Regions from separate parts of the Homo sapiens genome. Here region 1 is linked to region 2. Evidence: chromatin loops called from intact Hi-C (ENCODE). Cell type or tissue: mammary epithelial cell. All regions are shown on one strand. Links, peaks and the distances in the headings refer to the core of each region. The heading gives the core; the rest is flanking DNA.

Region 1 (2,915 bases), core at 191-2,690, 360 kb before region 2:
GTGCGCGGCGACAATCGGGCCTCTTCCCCAGGCAGCTTGTGAGCCCCTCTCCCTCTCCGCCCTCGCCCAGGCTGCTCCGATCTTCGTTTCCTTGCCTAGGCTCATACACCCAGGCTTTATTTAGGGCCAAAGTATCCGTCATAACCTCGGTTTTCTGTCTCGCAAGTATCTTGCCGCTCAATTTGTGACCCTGAAGCTTTAGTGAGTCGCTCTGTGCTCACTATTTCTGGTCTTTTCAGAGGATGGCTTCACTTTCAATGGAATTGCCCGAGTAACTGCCCTGTGTTGTCACGTAAACAAGTCCTTTTAAACTGAGTCTGTAGTTGTCCTGTGTTGAGTGTTTTCTTATATCAAAAACTTTCCTGACCAAGAACAAAAAAGGAGCTCAAGTAAAATCACCCATTTGCCTAGACCCCAACTGGAGAGAACCTTTGCCTGAGCTGTCTAAGCTCGGGATGGAAGCAGTCTCTAGGGTCTTCCCAGCCTTGGCTGGCCAGGCTCCAGAAGAACAAGGGGAGATTATCAAAGTAAAGGTTAAAGAAGAAGACCACACTTGGGATCAGGAATCAGCCCTACGTAGGAATTTGTCTTATACCAGGGAACTCTCTCGTCAGCGCTTCAGGCAGTTCTGCTATCAGGAGACACCTGGGCCCAGGGAGGCTCTGAGTCAACTGCGGGAACTTTGCCGTCAGTGGCTGAACCCAGAGATACATACCAAGGAGCAGATCCTGGAATTGTTGGTGCTGGAGCAGTTCCTGACCATCCTGCCTGAGGAGCTCCAGTCTTGGGTGCGGGAGCATAATCCTGAGAGTGGAGAAGAGGTGGTGACTTTGCTGGAAGATTTGGAGAGGGAGCTTGATGAACCTAGACAGCAGGTGAGAAATTGGAGGTGCCATCTTCTGTGGAGAATTTGGGTGCATGGATCCAGAATGGAGTAATGGGAGTAATTTCGCGCTGGTGGTTGGAAACCCTGGTTTGGGGCATTATTTCTTATTTGATCACTGGTGTAGATGAATAGATGCGTGCATATGAGATAACAGTTTTTGTGTATGATACAAATAATTAAATGATTTAACCAAATGGAAAAGCTTGATCTATTTTTTACCAGTAGAAAATATATTTTATGTAGTGACTATGAGATTAAAGAAATATACAATAGTAAATTTTTTTTAAAAAATTACTGTCTTTTGAAGCTATCTAGGCTCTGTTACTAATTAGCTGTGTAACCTTGGGCATATTACACCTTCTCTGGGACATTAATGTCTTCATCTGTACAATGAAAATACTAATTGCATGATTTCCTTGGTTCTTTTCAGTATCTAGAGTTGGTATGTAAAATGTTTTGAGCTCAAAATTATTTTTAGAAGAATTTTAAAAGCTTTTTGCCATTACAGTGGAGTTGTTTCTAAAGGAGTATATTTGCCTTCTTTGACAGTAATTTTAGAACATTGTGGATATTGCCAGACATTCTTATATTTTTTAGTGATACTATTCATACATTTATCTGAACTCTTTCAGAATGTGAACCCTTTATGTATACAGTCTGATCTGTTAAAAACGCATGTTTCTGGAATGCAAAATCTTTTAAAATGAGGTCAGTATGCCAGAAATGAGTCAGTATAATGCTGAAATTGTGTAAGCTCATGTATGAGTTTTCCCAGCAAGTTGATGTTTGGGGCCACCAGGTGGGAGTAGCTGAATTCAGAGTATCTGATGTAGCTGAGCACAGCAAGTCCTGAATACATACAGTACTGTACATAATTCCCATTTGCCCCCACATCCTTCCTCTGGCTGTCTTGGAAGCACTTATTTACATTGTTCCCTCCCATCTTTGTGTATTTTTTGCTAAAGTTTTTTGTATTCCAGAAAAGGAGCAAGCAGAGGGTTTTGCAAGTGCCATAGAAGTGTGCTTGTGATAAAATTTCTGCTAGTGAGTATAAAAGAAGAAAAGCTTTAACAATTGAAGACAAGTTTGAAACTATACAGTGTTTTGAAAGAAAAGAAACTGTGAGATTGGTCATGCAACTGGCATAAAGGAGTAAATGTATGTACAATTAGAGACAATGATGGGAAAAATAAAATTATCTAGCTGGAACAACTGCCAGTGTTATGAAATCTGTTGGAACAAGGAATAAGGAAATGGAGGAAATGGAGCATTTGTTAAGTGTGTGGATTGAATACCAAACAAGGAAGCAATCCAATGCAGTCTTTCTCAGAGTTAAAGAAAATACCTTCACAATGTATGGAGACATTAAGAAAAAAAGATGGAAGTCCCGCAGAAGTGCCTTCATTTAGTGGAAGTAGTGGCTGGTTTAGTATCTTCAAGAACTACTGTACTTTCCACAGTGTTAAACTGTCTGTGCAGACGAGGCTGTAAGTGCAGATGAAGAAGCTGCAAAGACATTTTCCCCTCATTAAGAAATTAGATTGATAAGGAAGGCCATCCCCTGGCTCAGATTTTTACTTTTTATGAAACCAGTCTCTATTGGAAGCAGATGCCCTCAAGGGGATATGTGGAGAATTTGGATGCATTGATCCAGAATGGAGTAAGCAGGACTGGAAGTACTCTAGAAACACACTGTGGGGTTTAAGGCTACAAAGGATCAACTGATGGTGATGCTGGGTGCAAATGCCAGTGGAATTTTAAAGCTAAAGCCTGTGATTATCATTCTGCCAATCTATAAGCTTTAAAATGAATTGTAAAGACTAGCCTTGGTGCCTACTACAGGTCTAGCAAGAGAGACTAGATGACAGGGCAGATATTTTCTGATCTTTCGGGTGATTTTTTTGTAGATTAAAAAAAAATAAAACATTGCAAGAGAAAAAAATTGTCTTTTAAAATTCTTATAATTCTCAGTGATACACCAAGCCACCCTCCAGTAGTCACTGAGCTTTCCTCAAATATCACAGTTCTC
Region 2 (2,915 bases), core at 289-2,788:
TGCACCGATCACTCAGAAAGTCTGAATAAAAAGTTTGAACTCACTGTATAAACATCAACTTAGAGAAAGAATAAATGGAAATATTGTTACTGTCGACTAAATGAACGAACCAACATTTACTTTACTATTTACTTCAGTTTTCTTAATCTTCAAAACAACCATTTAAGGTTAGTATTATTTTCACTAAATTTACAGAAAGAAAGGCTTAGGTGGATTCCAAGTCCTGGAGCTTTCCACACCGCCCTGCTGCTACTGAAGAATAACAGTCAACACTGCACAAGTCTACAATATGCTTTCAGATACAAGACTATATTTCATCCTCACAATTACCCACTGAGGTTTTATTATAATAATTATTTCACTAGATAAGAAATGGAAGCCAGGGAAAGTTAAGTAGATTGCCCAAGGTCAACTTCTTTTTGAGGACAATCCTAAGAAGCCAAAGAAGCCCAAGGGAAAAGTTTTCTCCACAGACGCAGGAAGCACCTGAAACCCATGGGGGTGTTCCCAAAATGTGTGTCTCCAAAATGCCAGGAAGCACAGCGCAGCAGCTGAATTCCAGCTTGAAAGGCCCTATGGCAGACATCTGGGGAATCTGAATTGGGAGGTGGAGAGAAGTACAGGGAGACCCAGAATATGCCCTTTAACGGGCTCCTCAGTGATTTGTATGTATTATAAGGTTTGAGAATCAATGAACTAAGGAAAAGGGAATCGGGAACTGCTACATTCTGCGCTTGAAAACCAGTCCATTCAACGCCCCTTAATTTGCTTTCAGAATCTAGAGGTAAGAGGGTATACAGGTTCTCCATCGTGAAGGCTGCCAAAGTCTTAATTGTCCTTAACTTCCTCTCCCGGGTGTTTCTTTCCCTGAGTCCTAAGCCTGTTGTCGTTATTCACCGAGGTGACCCTTCAGCCTCGCAGTCCTCCTACAACCCTTTCTTGTACAATGTCCCCACAGCTGGGGATGACCACTCTGGTCTAGGGGACGCCCGAAGCCGCCCGGCACTGACCGCCGCCCCCTCCTCCGGCTCCCACTTCCCAGCGGCTGAGGTTCACTTTCCACACCCCTTTTCCAGCCCCACCCTCCCTGACCCGCCTCCATTCCCGGTCCCCACAGCCAACTCACGAGACCCGGAACGCGCAAGGAGGGAGAGGGGGTTACCGGCCCGGCGTTGCTAGAAGCGCGGCACGAACAATGGCCGGGCAGGGAACAAAGATGCCGACCTCTCCTCGAAGGCGGACGGAGCAGAGGCACTTCCGGGCCGGTCTAGGATTCCATGTCTCGATGTCCGGCGTTCACCTTGCTTCGGACTCAACCCCCAATTTCCTGGCGTCCAGTTCTTTTTCAGCAGTGAATCACATAATCAGAATGTCATACGTGTGTGGGCCGCACACAGGTTTTAAACGGAAAACGTTGATGAAGCATAGACCGTTAACTATTGAAAATGATGATTTTTAAAAGCATTTTTAAAATTAATACATTATTTATGGTTTAAAAACCCTCAGACAATACCAAAATTAATAAAGTAAAATGTCAAACCCCACCTACCCCTCCTTAGTCCCACTCCCCGAGGCAGCCACTGTCACCGTTAGCCTGGAATTTGTATATCATTGTGATCCTCTCTCACACACACAATGGCATTATTTTATATTTAGCCTTTTCTCCCCCGCTTATTTTAACGTTTTCACTTCATGTATCCTAAAAAGCTTTACTCATCATGTAAGTCTAACTTATTGTATGGGTGCATAACAGTCCATAAAGCAATTTATTTGTCCAGGCCCCTATGTATTCTTTATTTAGGCATCTGCCTGCGTGCTTGCCTTCTTTCCTCCCTCCCTTCCTCTTTTCCTACCTTCCTCCCTCCCTTCCTGCCTTTCTCCCATCCTCCTTTCCTTTTCTTTCTTTCTTGTTTTTGTTTTTTGTTGTTTTTTTTTTTTGCTGTAAAAGTTTTCTGGAGTTTTAGTAATAATAATACAAAATCAAACCAAAACCAATTAAATAAATTTGTCACCCAGGCTGGAGTGCAGTGGCACCATCATAGCTCACTGCAGACTGCAACTCCTGGCTCAAGCAATCCTGCCTCAGCCTCCTGAGTAGCTGGGACTACAGTCACATACCACCATGCCCAGCATTTTTTTTGGGGGAGGGGGGTAGAGACCAGGGTCTCGCTTTGTTGGCCAGGCTGGTCTCTAACTCCTGACCTCAAGTGATCCTCCCACCTCCGCCTGGCAAAGTGCTGGTACAGGCATGAGCCACCATGCCCAGCCTTAAATAAATTTTATTGGTACAAAAGAGCGTAATTGTAGGTACTGTTAGTCATTCATCAGTTTTACTATGCCAACCAGAATGATGGTGTCACGTAGATTAAACTATATTCTGTTTGTTTTAACAGAATCTTATCATTTATTTTATTAAAGCAGTAAGAAAGTATCTTGTGTGTTAATGGAGGCTCCATGATCTGTTTTAACTCCAAAACGGTAGTAGCTCGGAAAATTTCTTTATTATTTTCCTCAACCTAGCCTTCTGAGGGCATTAAATAAACCCAAGCTTTATGCTTTACTTCTTTTTCTTTCAAATATCCAATAAGTATATAATCAATAAGAGCACTAACATGCAGAAAATTTGCTCAAAAATCCTCATCACTTTTTCCACCATACCATGTTCACTTGCAAATCCCTCATTACAAACTTTCCTAACAAACTATGAAATGAGAGTAAATGCTCAATTTCTCTTGGACTTGAATAGACTGTTTAAATATGTTATTCTTTTCCATTTTGTATGACCATCTGTGACAAGTAAATGCAATTTAATATTTGTATGAAACTTCTTAAATGTCTCACTGGCAGTTGGTTAGGGTCTCTCACTGGTTTATATGTGCTTGCTAAGTGGGTCAACTATAGGGCTCAGGCAGGCT

What was found. Hi-C counts contacts between places; a loop is a spot of excess contacts. Peaks named below come from ENCODE experiments on the same cell type or tissue, not always from the same donor. Only the 100,000 strongest peaks of a DNase experiment are listed, where the experiment ranks them.
Region 1: a loop joins it to region 2, with 10 times the contacts of the local background. A loop is called at or near these places in 4 of 110 quality-filtered maps.

What each region holds. Positions count from the first base shown.
Region 1 is chr6:28,584,258-28,587,172 of GRCh38, reverse strand. SCAND3 (SCAN domain containing 3) reads left to right here. Exons shown (of 4, transcript NM_052923.2): 1 at 1-875. The coding sequence starts at 456. Among named protein-coding and RNA genes, the nearest start is that of SCAND3, 1.6 kb to the left of the region's middle. RefSeq lists an enhancer at 1-255. In mammary epithelial cell, for the core only: a CTCF peak has its summit at 1,685 (motif pointing right); DNase peaks (open chromatin) are centred at 662 and 1,672; H3K4me3 peaks cover 850 bases; H3K27ac peaks cover 777 bases.
Region 2 is chr6:28,223,578-28,226,492 of GRCh38, reverse strand. It overlaps ZSCAN9 (zinc finger and SCAN domain containing 9), which reads right to left and starts at 1,218. Exons shown (of 4, transcript NM_006299.5): 1 at 1,127-1,218. RefSeq lists an enhancer at 1,314-1,413. In mammary epithelial cell, for the core only: no CTCF peak of the experiment used is centred there; a DNase peak (open chromatin) is centred at 1,262; H3K4me3 peaks cover 1,490 bases; H3K27ac peaks cover 1,422 bases.